Linked DNA regions of Homo sapiens: regions 2 and 3 are each linked to region 1. A link is a contact called in ENCODE Hi-C or POLR2A ChIA-PET data. All regions are on one chromosome and are shown on one strand. The core of a region is the stretch at or near the end of the contact, and the rest is flanking DNA. Distances in the headings are between cores, read along the strand shown. Region 1 has its middle 19 kb from the start of MYCBP2. Region 2 overlaps SCEL (sciellin). Region 3 has its middle 58 kb from the start of SCEL.

The links. A loop is a pair of places that touch in the nucleus more often than their neighbours do. ChIA-PET counts read pairs that join two places held with the same protein, here RNA polymerase II (POLR2A). Pooled maps may share reads with other maps.
Region 2: a loop to region 1 is called in a pooled map, with 2.3 times the contacts of the local background. The contact joins two enhancer-like sites. A Hi-C loop is called at or near these places in 2 of 168 maps with a recorded cell type or tissue (Caco-2 and mammary epithelial cell), 7 of 37 single-sample maps with no recorded cell type and 4 of 50 pooled maps. POLR2A ChIA-PET finds 5 or more read pairs at or near these places in 3 of 52 experiments (BJ, activated CD8-positive, alpha-beta memory T cell and activated T-cell).
Region 3: a loop to region 1 is called in a map of PC-3, with 7 times the contacts of the local background. The contact joins two enhancer-like sites. A Hi-C loop is called at or near these places in 18 of 168 maps with a recorded cell type or tissue (CD8-positive, alpha-beta T cell, Caco-2, GM12878 and 14 more), 21 of 37 single-sample maps with no recorded cell type and 15 of 50 pooled maps. POLR2A ChIA-PET finds 5 or more read pairs at or near these places in 13 of 52 experiments (A549, B cell, GM12878 and 9 more).

What each region holds. Positions count from the first base shown.
Region 1 is chr13:77,343,184-77,348,047 of GRCh38, forward strand. No RefSeq gene overlaps it. Among named protein-coding and RNA genes, the nearest start is that of MYCBP2, 19 kb to the left of the region's middle. Within about 2 kb of position 2,213, at least 2 of the 41 ENCODE cell types and tissues checked have a DNase peak (open chromatin) inside an H3K27ac peak, as active enhancers do; they include GM12878, where a contact is called at or near this core.
Region 2 is chr13:77,556,576-77,561,439 of GRCh38, forward strand. It overlaps SCEL (sciellin), which reads left to right. Exons shown (of 33, transcript NM_144777.3): 3 at 21-138; 4 at 3,229-3,288. Among named protein-coding and RNA genes, the nearest start is that of SCEL, 23 kb to the left of the region's middle. Within about 2 kb of position 2,341, at least 2 of the 41 ENCODE cell types and tissues checked have a DNase peak (open chromatin) inside an H3K27ac peak, as active enhancers do.
Region 3 is chr13:77,475,560-77,480,423 of GRCh38, forward strand. No RefSeq gene overlaps it. Among named protein-coding and RNA genes, the nearest start is that of SCEL, 58 kb to the right of the region's middle. RefSeq lists enhancers at 2,262-2,906, 2,907-3,549. Within about 2 kb of position 2,977, at least 20 of the 41 ENCODE cell types and tissues checked have a DNase peak (open chromatin) inside an H3K27ac peak, as active enhancers do; they include GM12878, where a contact is called at or near this core.

The sequences.
Region 1 (4,864 bases), core at 963-3,462:
ATAACCAGGAAACACTACTTACATTTAGGGTAGGTGCCACAGATGATAAACATCCTGCATTAAATGGGACAATCACTCATCATGAAGAACTATCCCCCGTCCTACAAGACTTTCAAGTGTCCCACTGAATTTTCAAATAGATTAAAAGCCTGTTTATATCTTTCTGAAACTAGAATCTAATTCCATTTTACATATAAATGCTGTTTTGGTTGTCTATTGGTGTGTAATAAAGCATCCCAACAGATAAGGGTTTAAAACCACAGAAGTTTATTATCTGCTAAGACCCTGTGGGACGACTGGCTCATCTGGGCAGTTTTCCTGTTCCATGTGATATTTATTGGCACTACAGTCAGCGGGGGGCTTAACATAGCTCACTCACATGGCTGCCACTTGAGTTTGGAGCTGTCAGTTAGAGCACCTCAGGCCTCCATCAAATGGAGGGCTTGGGCTTCTCATTGCATGGTAGCTGGGTTCCAAGAGGTGGCAAGGAAAACAGCCAGTCCTCTTCAGGCTTGGGCTCAGGAGCCCCAAAACAGAACTTCAGCTGCTTTCTATTGGTCAAGGCCAGACTCAGGGCTGGTCCAGACTTAAGGCAAGGACAAGTAAACTCCACTCTTGATGTGAGAGGCAGCTTGCCAGTACAGGGAGGAGAGGAAGATTGAGGGCCAACTTCAGATACTTACTAGTTACCTCACTCAGACACTTAGTGATTTTATCCAGCTGCAAGAATTTTCCAGAAATATAACAAAGGTATAAACCAAGGGAAACGTAACCTTTGTTTGGTTTGGAATTTCATTTGTTGTATCTGAGTGATCGATATAACATACCTGTATCAGTCCATCTTTGTAGTTGTCACATTCATGGTGACTCAACATTTACATTCAAGTATCCGATTACTTCTTCATGTCTTCTAGTGAAATCTTGCCAAAGTGTTGTATATATATTTTTAACTTTAGTTTTCCTTTGTATTTTTTATTACTTATATAAACTGTATTTTTAAATTTCCCACCAGGGTAGTAAAGGAGTTATTGCGTATTTGTTATAAAGAGGAGGTGTACTGATAGGGTTGAAAAAAAAAACACTGATTACTAGTCTGGCATTCCTGTTTGGTTTCTATATTATCTTCTCCTTGATTTTAATTTTCTGCTTTGATTTATATTTTACTATCTCAAAATGTGTGCTTTGGGTCCAAATCAACTCAAATCTCTGAGCAATAGCACAGAGAATGTAAGTAAATGAATGAATAAGTAAATAGCTAGCTTTGCATTTTTTCCTAATTATGACAATGTGTAATTCTTGTAGAATATGTAATATTTATCTTTAAACCTGATTTTTCTCCCACTGAAATAGTTCTTTGTTATTTTCTTGTTTGAACCAGATTAATAAAATCTAGATATGTGTTACATTAACACTGTTTTGTTTTATTGGTGTACCTTAATGTAAATGACTTCCTGATTTATCTGCTACATAATCATATTTTTTAGTGAAACAAATTATATATGACTATTTTAGATTTCTGACATTGCAATGTGCTTTGCCTCATATTAAGATGTTCTCAAGAAAAATACCATTAGACCACCTTTTAGTGAAGCCAACGTATATACAAATATATTTATCACATAGTTTTCCTTAAAATATTAAGTTGAATAAATACTGTACTTAGAATATATTTACCACCTGAAACTAAATTTAGAGATGTATCTACTAATAATCTGTTTCTATGACTTCCTACTGCTTTTGTAAATATAATGTGTTACTCTGTATTCAAGGATTTGTTTTCTAATATTTATACTTTCATATCAAAATACATACATGGATCTTTGGTCATTAAATCATTAGCATTTTTCACAATATAACCTTTTAAAACAAGTAGGCAAATACAAAAGCCAAATAAATGCACTTAATGTTGGCTCTGAAAAATGTTACCCTCCTGTACTGGTAGACAGAGGCTACCCTCCTGCTTGGTAGACAGATGTTGACCTTTGTTTCTGGTAGGAAGATATCACATCTCTGGTCTAGTAGACCATGCCATTCTCTTGGTCTGACTGGCAAATGCTGCCCTCCTGGCTGGGTAAACATTTGCTGCTCTCTTTGTGTAGTATATAGGTTTTACTTTCCTGCTGGTAGAACAGTAGAGAGGCAAGGTCTCTAGCTAAAATAGTCTCATAAATCATCATTCAGCATCTACTCAGGACTGTTAGTCAACACTTGTGTAAGGTATGAATGGCCCCTGAGAAGTATATCATGGAAAGGATGTAGAGGCATAATTACTTAACTACTGTTGCTACAATAGTCTCGGGTAAACAGTATCTATTTTCCTTCTTAACCTATTTCAAGAAGGGCAAGAGAAATCCAGCTTCACATCAAGCTTTGTCTACATGCTTTATAAAAACTGAACACTGGTGTGGAAGCCCCCTGAATATTCCACCACAGAGAGAAATTCCCCGCCTAAGCCAGCCACTATGTCTACTTCAGTTTTGGTTTGAGGAACTTGGTTGGCCTCAATTCTAATTTGGAAAGAAAAAAGTTAATCTTACTCCTTGTAAGTGGAGATAGTGACTAATTTAACCCATAATATTTAAAACACAGGAAGCATACAGTTTTGAAGGCTATTATAAATTTTTTGACATACTCATCTCCTTTGAAAATCCCCTTTTTCTTCCCACACAAATAATAAAATCTTTCTTTAATAGGTTAAAAAGTTAACGTTATTTAATATTTGTACCAAGGAAAATATAATGAGAAAACCAGATAATGGTAAATTCTCTTTTTTTTTTTTTTTTTTTTTTTTAAACAGGGTCTCACTCTGCCGCCCAGGCTGGAGTGCAGTGGCACGATCTCAGCTCATTGCAACTTCCGCCTCCCAGGTTCAAGTGATTCTCCTGCCTCAACTTCCTGAGTAGCTGGGACTACAGACATGTGCCACCAGATGGTAAATTCTAGAAGTGAATCCACCCAATATTGTTTATAATATTGGTGCATTATGTACTTGAATTAATTGCAAATCTAACATTCTTTAATTTATCTTTATTTCAAAACAATATAAGGCCTCTAAAAATGAACATTGACCTATCATAAGGGTGTTTACAGAATGCAAGAGAAAAGTAATTCTTTTGACAAATGGAAGCATTGCCTCAAAGCGTGTGTGTGTGTGTGTGTGTGTGTGTGTGTGTGTGTGTATGTATACAATATCTTGTCCATTAATCCATTTTCTAGCCACCATTACAGAACTGAGGAGCACCCCTAAATTTCTTTCTTTATCCTGACATAAAATAATACAAAGGAAATCATCAATTTCCTGTTCTGTTCAAGAAAGGTACATCCTCCATTCAAGATTTAAAAATAGTAAACATATTAGTCGGTAGTATTATTACAATTCCAAAATTCAGAATATCAGGGTTATTTTGTATCTTTTTACTTATTAAAGTTATTGCTTTTTAATAATTGCACATATATAACTATTGAATAAACTATTATAAACTATGTAGATCCCACTGCAATGGTTTGATACTTTATGTAATTGGTTATAGAACAATACCTCTGTAGACTACCGCAGAAACAGTGTGTCCTATATGACATGGATATGTTACCATATGGGCTTATTGTGTAGCCTTATTAATAAATAAATAAAGTCAAATACTTCTGGGGCCATTGTACTTTTTAGTTTATTTGACCATGTCAATACAGGTAACATTTAGAAAGAAGTTCATAAAGGGAAATAATTGGATTGGAGAGAGAAAATGTGAGAGGACAGAGCATTAAAGTAATTAGAGGTTTAGCAGAATTTTACAGAATCAATGAGAACATTTCATTCTGGTTCTTACCATTCCATTCTGCACAGAAATCATCACTGTGGCATCTTGTGCTTTATGATTTTGATCAAATTATTTGTCAAAAAAACTCAGTAAACTGATCCATTGTTAATTTTCAAGAGAGTGAACTTGAAAGATAGTGATATTTAAACTTTGTTACTCACTATGAGCTCTGCAAAAATAAATACCTGCTTACAGATCTTTAGTAATGCAGTAGTGCATGTATGCCTAAATACATAGCTGCATAGCTGAGGAAGAATAAAAATAATTGGCTAAAGTAAATTTTCAGTTGATATTTGGCTTTATTACATGCCTTCAAATTTAGGATTTTCTAAGTTGTATGCTATCCTCTTTTTAAAAATTCAATTTCTTTAGCACATAAATTGATATTAATATCTCATATTTATACAGCATGCTATAGATTTAAACATAATTTCCAAAATGTAACTGTTAATAGAAAGTATTGGTTGGGTGTGGTGGCTCATGCCTGTAATCCTAGTGCTATGGGAGGCTGAGGTGGGAGGATCACTTGAGACCAGGAGTTCAAGCCTAGCCTGGGCAACATAGCAAGACCCCAACTCTACACAAAATACGAAACTAGCCAGGCGTGGTGGTGCACGCCTGTAGTCCCATTCACTCAGGAGGCTGAGGCAGGAGGATCACTTGAGCCCAGGAGGCAGAGGTTGCAGTGAGCTATGACTGTACCACTGCACTCCAGCCTAGGCAACAGAGTGAGACCTTGTCTCAAAATTTAAACAGCACTATCCCTATGTTTTAGATGAGGAAACTGAATGTTTCCTCATCTAAAGAAATGTGCCCAAGATCACAAAATTAAAATGTGGTTGAATGCTATATTTCTTCCTATTTTCATTTCCCATCATATTTTTAAATAGCGTTTAGAATAGAGTCTCTAAACCATGTATATATATGACCCTTTAAATAGAACTTGAGTGGATTTTTTTAAAAATAATTTGGACACACTAGCTAATCTGTGTCCCTCAATGTCTTCATCTCTAAAATAGAGGTTATAGTAGTACCTGTGTTTGTGCATG
Region 2 (4,864 bases), core at 1,091-3,590, 210 kb after region 1:
TTTCATGTTTCTGTTGATAGAGATGAAGAGCACCACTCAGGGAACCACACGGAAGCAGCAGGATTTTCACGAGGTGAACAAAAGAAGAACTTTCTTACAGGATAACAGTTGGATAAAGAAACGCCCTGAAGAAGAAAAGTAAGCTGGTGTGGAGCGTGGTGGGTGGACAGAAGGGCAGAGAGAGGCATTATCTGTTTGGGAAGCTAATGCTCATCTGAAAAGTGAATACTTTTCTCCTGAAACACTTTGTTGCATGGTCTAATTTTTGGTGAGACTTAGTAAGCACAAATAGGTTACATATCAGAGTTTCAAGAATATTTCTGCCATTTTAAATATCCACATGCATAAGAGAGTGTGAGTCATTACTGAGAGAGAGCCTGGTTATTACCTAGGATAGATGTTTGTGCTTACTTGGTAAACTGAAAAGAAAACATGACTTTCCAGTTTCCAAAAAGGTAACAGTTAATCCATGATCGGACAATCCTGCTCTGTTGATCATGTCAGCTGAAATAAACAAAAAGAGTGTAATTCCAAATTTAACATATAAAATTTTGGTATGTACAAGAGAAATTTAAAAAATTACCGACTTATTTTAGTTCCATCTACTTCTAAGTACTGGGAAGGTGGGATATATGGTATTACTTTGTAAGTACTTACAACCAACAAAATTTTGTTTGTTTTGAGCATTGCTTCTACTAGCTGAGAGGTTTAAAGATTTGAAAACTATGGCCATAGGCATATAGCCTCATTGGCAATATAGATTTGCAATAGGTATTTGTCCAGCAATAGGTATTTGTCCGATTATATATTATGTTATGTGTATATTATAAATTATGTAGACATTTTATGATTTCTTTGTTATTAAGCTTGGTGTTAGATACTTTACATATAAAGCACCACTAATTTTACAATAAAACACAACGTAGGTGTTATATCTCCTCATTTTACAAAAGAGGGATCTGAGCTCAGAGAAGCTAAGTAACTTGTCTAATGGCACATAGCTATTTAGTGGTAGAGTTGAGATTTTAACATGGCCCATTGTTTTTCCATTACACGAATGTTTCTCAACCAGGGGCAATTTTACCTCCAGCAGACATTTGGCAAGGTTGGGAGACATTTTTGTTGTTAAAATTGAGGAGTGCTTCTGGTATTTAATGCGTAGAGAACAGGGATGCTGGTAAACATCCTATAAATCACGGGACAGCTCCCATACAAAAAATTATCAAACCCAAAGTGTCAATAGTCCTGCAGTTGGGAAATCCTGCATTATAGGATACTTACTCTAAACTATCTACAAACTCTGCAGATATGGTTATTTGAGGGGCATTCTTGTGAATGTTAAATTTAAAATATCTATTAATTTCTGTTATTGAGTATTATTTCAAGGAAATATATGGGTGTTTAGAGATTTAGAGACTCACACTAACTTTTGGAGTTAGCACTATTGGACAACAATCATTTCCTTCCATGAAACAGCATTTATTGCTTCTGTCAAAGCATTTCCAATTTTCTGTAGTGATAGTGTCATGTGACATGTAGACCATACATTTTGGATTGCCAATATTTACACAGACGAGTGACGATAGAATGTATAAGACAAATCACAGTTGGGAGGAATGTTGCTTTTATGCCAGGCATGCTTTCCCAGGAAAACCCAGGGAAGCCAGCTTGGATGGCATAGGAGCTACTGAATGAAGGGAAAATTGGCTTTGATGCTTCCCTGATTCCCCCAGCCCAGTTCTGGGCTGTGTGTTATAATTCCGCCTCAGATAAAAACATGTCTGGTATCTGCTCCTCTTTCAAAAATTTCATTAAGAGATATGGAGGAAGATAGGAAAGTTCTCTCGGGGTCTTTGAGAATGTATATTTGCTGGCATTGTTTCATTTTTACTGTTTATGTTTCTGTTTAATTGTCTACTACAGTTCTTTTATAGCTTCATTAAAAATGGTACCGGAGGCCGGGCGTGGTGGATCACTCCTGTTATCCCAGCACTTTGGGAGGCCGAGGCGAGCAAGTCACTTGGGGTCAGGAGTTTGAGACCAGCCTGGCCAACAGGAAGAAACCCTGTCTCTACTTTAAAAATACAAAAATTAGCCGGGCGTGTTGGCGGGCACCTATAATCCCAGCTACTCAGGAGGCTGAGACAGGAGAATTGCTTGAACCGAGGAGGCAGAGGTTGCAGTGAGCCGAGATATCGCACCACTGCACTCCAGCCTGGGCGACAGAGCAAGACTCTGTCTTACAAAAAAAAAAAAAAAAAAAAAGGTACCAGAGTGTTAAGTAATGTTAGTAGAGCATAACCAGGAAAAATGTGGTATTTCAGGTTTTGTTGGGTTGACATGAAATAGGTTCAGTTACTTTCTGCCTTGGCTCAAATCCAAAGACTTCACTACGTGTTTTGACATTTCCTGAAAGGGCCTGTACTTTCAGTTCCACTGTACAAAGTAAGAATGATATTACTTTGAGATTTTACATATGAAGGTCGATTGTAGGGTTGACCAGTAGGAAAAGCAATGATTTGGAATGAAAATATCTGGGTCCTAGACCCACCTCTGTTACTTGCTAACCTTGTGGTCTTAGGAAAGCCACAAAATCCCCTATCAGTTTTCTCATCTGTGAACTGGATATGACAGTGTCTTCGCTGCCTAATTCATAGGATTATTTTAACAACTAACTAGAGCAAACTGTATTCTCATGGTTCAAAAGTAGGCTAGGTCTCCTGTGAATTATAAATCTCCTTAACCACAAATATTGGTACTGAGTTTCCCACATTTTATGAAGGAGAACTGTCAAGTCCACCAACATACCCAGACGTAATGGGCTTACTTAAACTTAAACACAATTTGTGGAAAGCTTTTGTATTTGACTTCATGCCAAAAAGGACTCTTCTAATACATATAAAGTAAATGGGCTCATATTCCCACAGTCTGATAAAACACAACACAACACAACACAACACAACACAACACAACACTCATTCATTGTTGAATCATGTGGAAACCTCATGGGATAAATGATCATTTGTACTGACAAACTTGTTTCTTTTCTCATGCTCTTTCAAGTGGTGACTGGTTAAAATAGATACATAATTTTGTGTTCTCACAACTGAAGTAAAATGAATTAACCTTGCCAAAAATTGGGAGCTCGCCCGCATGTCTCTCTCATTTAGTGCTTGGTCAACATTGTGGTAACTTTCTATGTGACATACTTTTGTTCTTTCTTTGCAGAGATGAAAATTACGGTAGGGTGGTGCTCAACCGACATAATTCCCATGATGCATTGGACAGGTGGGTGTTTAGACATGTTACATCATGAGCAGAAACACAAAGATGGTAGTTTTCAGAGAAGACTTGTTCAAGACAGCTGAATATTTGCAGCATGCCTTGGGCTTTCCCCGATGTTCTGGGCATGTGAAGGAGAATCTGTGATATCATCAGAGGTTTCCACAAGGAAACTCTGCCTCTCCAGAACCATGACTTGGAGGCAGAACATAACCAACCCTCTGTGCATCCCACTGAGGTGATCCTCCTGACAGGCAGGGAAAGGACTCTCATAGAAACACGATCATATCAGGCCGGGTGCCATGGCTCATACCTGTAATCCCAACACTTTGGGAGGCCAAGTTGGGAGGATCTCTTGAGCCTAGGAGTTAGAGACCAGCCTGGGCAACATGGCCAGACCCTGCCTCTAAAAAAAAAAAAAAAAAAATTAATTAGCTAGGTGTGATGGTGCGCACCTGTCGTCCCAGCTACTCCAGGGGCTGAGGTGGAAGAATTGCCTGACCTTGGGACATTGAGGCTGGAGTGGGCAGTGATGCTCCATTGTACTCCAGCCTGGGTGACGGAAGAAGACCCTGTTTCTCAAACAAACAAACAACAACAGCAACATGACCAGATTACATATCTCTGAACCTTAGGGAAAGGAAGTCTAAAATACAGAAATAACAACTACAGAGTTCACTTGCTTTATGGGACAGTACCTTTCTTTTTGGAAACTCCTGGGCTAGTGGGAAAACATGAACTGATCCTCAGTGGCAAATAGACTGATCAAAGCAAATTAGTAGAAAAATTAAGACAAAACAGTAATCACAATGATACAAATAATCTCAGATTGATAAAAATAGAGAATATTCTTACCACAACACAGTTGTACTCACATCCATACAAACAACCACACCCATCAGAAGAACCTAATTATTTATCAGACACAAATTTTATCTGGTCTAGTAGCTTGTGTCTGTTTGTCATTTAAATGTAATTAGAAAGGGAGTGTGAATGTCTTCTATGGTGTGGATCTTAAAAAGTTAAGCAGACACTTGGGACACGTCTATTTTGGAAACTTTTGTTTATGAATTTCTGTCAACCCTTTTAAACTTTTTCATAATTGTGACCTGTTTTAAGGGTGCTGAGCTTATAACCTTCTACACAGAGTTGCCATTTCATTTTCCTGATGCCAGCTTTAGTTCATCTGATTTACTGTTCTGTGATCTGGCAGACTCTCTGCCGAGGCCCTGTCCTTAGTCTTTATGGTTTTGAAGATCACAGCCTGGTTCTCAGCTGGCTCTGATTCCACCAACAAAGGAGAGGCTCACCATTTGAGTCCAGCCACCTCTATGTTACTCACCTTTCTCTGGAACATTTAAGAACAGAAATGCTTGTGTTTTTTAAGTGTGAAATACGCTTCATATTCTTAATGTACATACAATGTGTTTTAGGTTAACAAGAGCTTAATGCCTTTCATGCTTATTTCATATTTTAAATTGTATTCGTTTCCTGAACCCTTCCTCATGGTGGCCAACATTGTGGCTAAAGTATAATATCAGTCTTTTAAGGAACAAAAATCTGTAAGCCCTAGACATTTCCC
Region 3 (4,864 bases), core at 1,727-4,226, 130 kb after region 1:
GGGGAGGCTCGGGCCGCGCAGGAGCCCACGAAGTGCGGGGGAGGCTCAGGCATGGCGGCGGGCTGCAGGTCTCCAGCCCTGCCCGGCGGGAAGGCATCTAAGGCCCGGCGAGAAATTCAGCACAGCAGCTACTGGCCCAGGTGCTAAGCCTCTCACTGCCCCGGCCCGCTGGCCGGCGGGCAGCTCCGAGTGCAGGGCCTCCCGAGCCCACGCCCACCCGGAACTCGCGCTGGCCCACAAGCACCGCGTGCAGCCCCGGTTCCCGCCCCCACCTTTCCCTCCACACCTCCCGGCAAGCTGAGGGAGCCGCCTCCGGCCTTGGCCAGCCCAGAAAGTGGCTCCCACAGTGCAGCAGCGGGTTGAAGGGCTCCTCAAGCGCGGCCAGAGTGGGCGCCAAGGCTGAGGAGGCGCCAAGAGCGAGCAAGGGCTGTGAGGGCTGCCAGCATGCTGTTACCTCTCACTGGGATTACAGGCATGAGCCACCGCGCCCGGCCTGAGGTAAGTTTTAGAGCAGGAGTGAAAGTTTATTAAAAAGCTTTAGAGGAGAAACAAAAGAAAGTAAAGGACACTTGGAAGAGAGCCAAGTGGGCAACATGAGAGATCAAGCGTGTGGTTGACTTTTGACTTAGGTTTTTATATGTTGGCACACTTCCAGCGTCTTGTGTCCCTTCTCACATGATTCTTCCCTTAGGGAAGGCTGTTGGCATGCGCAGTGGCCTGCTAGCGCTTGGGAGGTGAGCATGCACGGTGTGTTTACTGGAGTTATATGCATGCTTACTTGAGGCATTCTTCCCTTAGCAGTTGATTGCCCCTAGAACCCTAGAGGGTCATATACCAGTTAAACTCCACCATTTTGCTTCTTAATGCACATGCTTGAGCCCACTTACCCAGCCCCTGAGATCTTACTGAGAAGCTACTGATCACCAGTTCCAGGTTTTTTCTTTATATTGGAAGACTGCCTTTCCCTGGCACTGGCTGCAACCAATTATTATTTTAGAGAGACAGTTAACAACCACCTGACCATCACCTAATGATCACCTGACATTACTGGTTGGTAGGTGGGGAGCCCTCTCCTGCTCTGCTCATGCCTGACTAGCTACCTATGTAACATGACCACACTCTTTAGGAATGTACAATAATTATAATATGAAATGGTCAGGGCCATCTGTAAGGTAGTTAGAAACCATGAGGGTACACATCTCTCTTCTGGGAAGAGTAAGGAAGCTTCAGAGAGAAATTCCTAGAATCTATTCCACTGCACATTTTGACAGGGCCCCAAAGCATCCCAGACTTGCAGGCACTTTAGAATCAGAACTTTTACCCTTGCATATGACTGATTTATTTTACAATGTGTCCTGGAAGTAAGATAGTATAGTCTAGGTTCTTTCCCTGCAGTAACTGGACCAGGTATACAAAACCTCTTTGGTACTCAGAACCATTATAGCTTATGAAGACTTCTTCAGGAATATTAGAATTGCTAATTCGGGTTCTCTTGTCTCTTACAGTAAGTAGAATGACCCCAGTGAATCCAAGTGGCCAAATATTTTAGGCTTGTCTGATTCTACTGCTTCCATGCAAATCTTGTATGGAAGTGGGGGAAAAAGGCAAATCCAGGGTCACACAGATTATTAGAAAAGAGGTTAGAATAAAATGTGGTCACAAAAATCCTCATCGGATTCTTACAGTAGATCATATGATTTGCTTTTCTGTGTGCCTATATGAAAAATATGTACTTATTGACAAAAATATATGAGTAAATATGTTCAATAAATCAATCGCAGCTATGTTTTAGATAGATGATTGGAGAAACTGTCATGGACCTAAGAATCACACTTTTTCTCTTTACTGTCAACAAGTTAGGATGAATCATTTTACTCTGAAGAATAAGGATATGGTTATTTCTCATCATCGTTCAAGCTTGAGTGTGTTCAAGCTTGAGTGTGTCTAAGAGCCTTTTCCTTCAAGGAGCCAGCATGCCATCCACGGAACTCACAACACTGGTTGCCAGAGTTCTCTGCTTTAGAAAATAAAAGTGGGTTGGCTATGACTTCTGTGCTTATTCACTACACCTATGCCTAGAGTCCCTAAAGATTCTTTGGTTGCTTTTGACAATTGCAAATTGTATCTACAGCCACATTTCCATAGTCAATTCAGTGGTAGCTGATTTGAGAACTGCTTCTTGATGTACTAGCACAGTATAGAGATTTTTCTACTTTGAAATGGCTAAAAGCAAAATTATAGGCTGGAAATATGGAAAATATTGTATGATGCAGAGGACCTTAAAATGCTTTCTAGCTTTAAGGTCTAAGATTCTGCAGAGTGCTTAGAATTAATTCTTGATTGTACCCTCCCTACCTCCAGCCCAATTCTCTTTTTGCAAGGATTTTTAAAGAATCAGAGCTGAATGTTTCAATGTCTGTCACCATTTTATCTGCATTTTCACAAGCATTTTAGCGATCATGTGAGTCATTTCTTTCTCACCTCCCACAAATAGCGTGGGTTAAATGGAGCTGTGGGAATTTTTTTTTAAAGTAATAATTCTGACTTCACAATCTTTTAAAAAGACATTGCTTGCATTAAACAGACACACACACACACACACACACACACACACACACACTCAGCAAACAACCTACCAATACTGTTGCTTTTGAATGTTCTGTAAGGTCGAATGCCAATGATTTGTGTTTTGTTGTGTTACGGTTGCCCAGCCTCCTTGATCTATTGTAGGCAGGGTTAAATTACAGAGTGAATTGGGGGACTGACCTCATTACATCATCTGTGCTGAATCACTGTCCTACAACTGTCGTCCTGAAGGCTCGGGCCAGACGTGGTAGTGCTGTCTTTCATTAATGTTACATTAATATGATCAAGAAGATACTTTCTTCTCTTGCTTCTACCCCCACCCCCACCCCTCAGGTCTCTCATTTGCTAAACAATCAAATGCTTTCAAAATCCTGCAAAACAGCTTTCATTTTAAGGTTCTGATCAAAGGACTTGCATTGCAACATCCCCAGTATTTTCACTGCCCTCTAGTGGCTGTTTTCAATTACATTTTGTTTTACAAAGAGGATTGTATCCTTGTTTCTTTACCGTGTTGGGTCTCAAATAAAAAGCTCTGTATGGCAAGTCATCTTCTAAGAACGTGATGTTATTGTGTTTGAAAAGAACAAGAGAAGAATGAGCAATTTTAATCTCGATTTGGCCTCATCTTTGCGGCTGTCTGAAAACTCCAAACCTCTGAAGTGTTAAGTAAATTAACCCACATCTTCATAGCCCCCATTGGTGAATGCAATGGTTTAAGAATACTCGCTCTTTGAAGACCAAACTGCTTTTGTCTGCAACACTCTATTTAAGGGAAAACTAATTCTGGAATCCTGTCCAACCTCATAGCATTCTGAATGATTTCTACTTCCACTCTAATTATCAGCCAGAAGTATTATTTGTAATCATCAGCTTTCAATAATTTAAATAGGTAGTTGTTTGGCCAACTGTTTTTATTCAAAATGCCACAAAAGCTAAAATTCTATGTTGAATTTTATCCAGATGCTGTCTTCTTTTAGGACATGCCAGCTGAGACAGAGCAGTTGTTCATTTTTTTAAAATACCATGTCAGAAGCACATTTTTACTTCATGAATTCAACTGCAATCTAAAACGAAGACTACAGATTTATGTCTCAGTTCAGTTCAGTTGCTTGCCAAAACCAGAGGGAGGACATTTTTTTAAGAATTAATTTAATGGCCAGGCGCAGTGGCTCACACCTGTAATCCCAGTGCTTTGGGAAGCCAAGGCAGGAAAATCGCTTGAGCCCTGGAGTTCCAGACTAGCCTGGGAAACCTAGTAAGACACTCATCCCCCCTCCCCAGAAAAAGTCAAACTTGGTGGTGCATGTGCCTGTAGTCCCAGCTACTCGGGAGGCTGAGATGGGTGGATCATTTGAGCCCAGGAGTTCAAGGTTACAGTGAGCTGTGATGGTGCCACTGCACTCCAGCCTGGGCAACAGAGAGAGACCCTGTCTCAAGAAAAGAAAAGAAAAATAATTAACTCAGCATGCTAAATCACCAAACATAACCACACCCAAGCTATTTTATTCCTCAGAGACTATGGAGATGAGCTTTTCATTGTCTTTTTGAATTCTAGCAAGAACAGTTTTGGTGGTTCCTTTTTTTTTTAATCAATGAAAACAAAGCCCACTGTAAATAAATGTTTTCATGTATCACTACTTAATACTTCTATAAGGGTCCTAAATGCCTTTTGTCTACGTTTTCTTTAACACTCTTCTATACAAAGTAGATCAACCTCTTAATGTCAAAAAGAACTGAATCAGACAAAATCCAGATTTCTTAACAAATTTCTATTGTCTCAAACTTTTTTTAGTTCAATAATATTTTCCTTCTGGACAGCGAAGGAAATCCCTCTGAAATGTTCCAGAGCTGTACAATTGCAAAATTGAAAAGTTAGGTTAAAGGTTCTTCTGTGAAATTTGCTAGAGTTTGCAAGTCCCTGATTTTTTCACTGAACAATTTCAGGGAAGGTTTGTGTCTCCCTTTGTCTGGGTCTTTGTTCAAAAAGTGGCTAATTGCTATTAGCAAATGCAAATAAAAGACAGTTGCTTCAGTGCAGCTTGATTGCCAGTTCCCAGTAGGTTCCCTCCCGTTTCTAACTGTGGCTTTTCCAAGTTTTCATCCATCTCTGCAAGTCCTCCCCCTCCCCCACTCCTGACTCCCTACATTCACTGTCAGCAGATGCCCTTGTCTCTTACCTCACGGAGGAAGCAGGATCTATTTACAATAACTCCTTCAAGTTCCTTCTATTCAGTAAGCATACTTAACTTTGCAATCTTGCCCTTACCTCCTTTCTCAG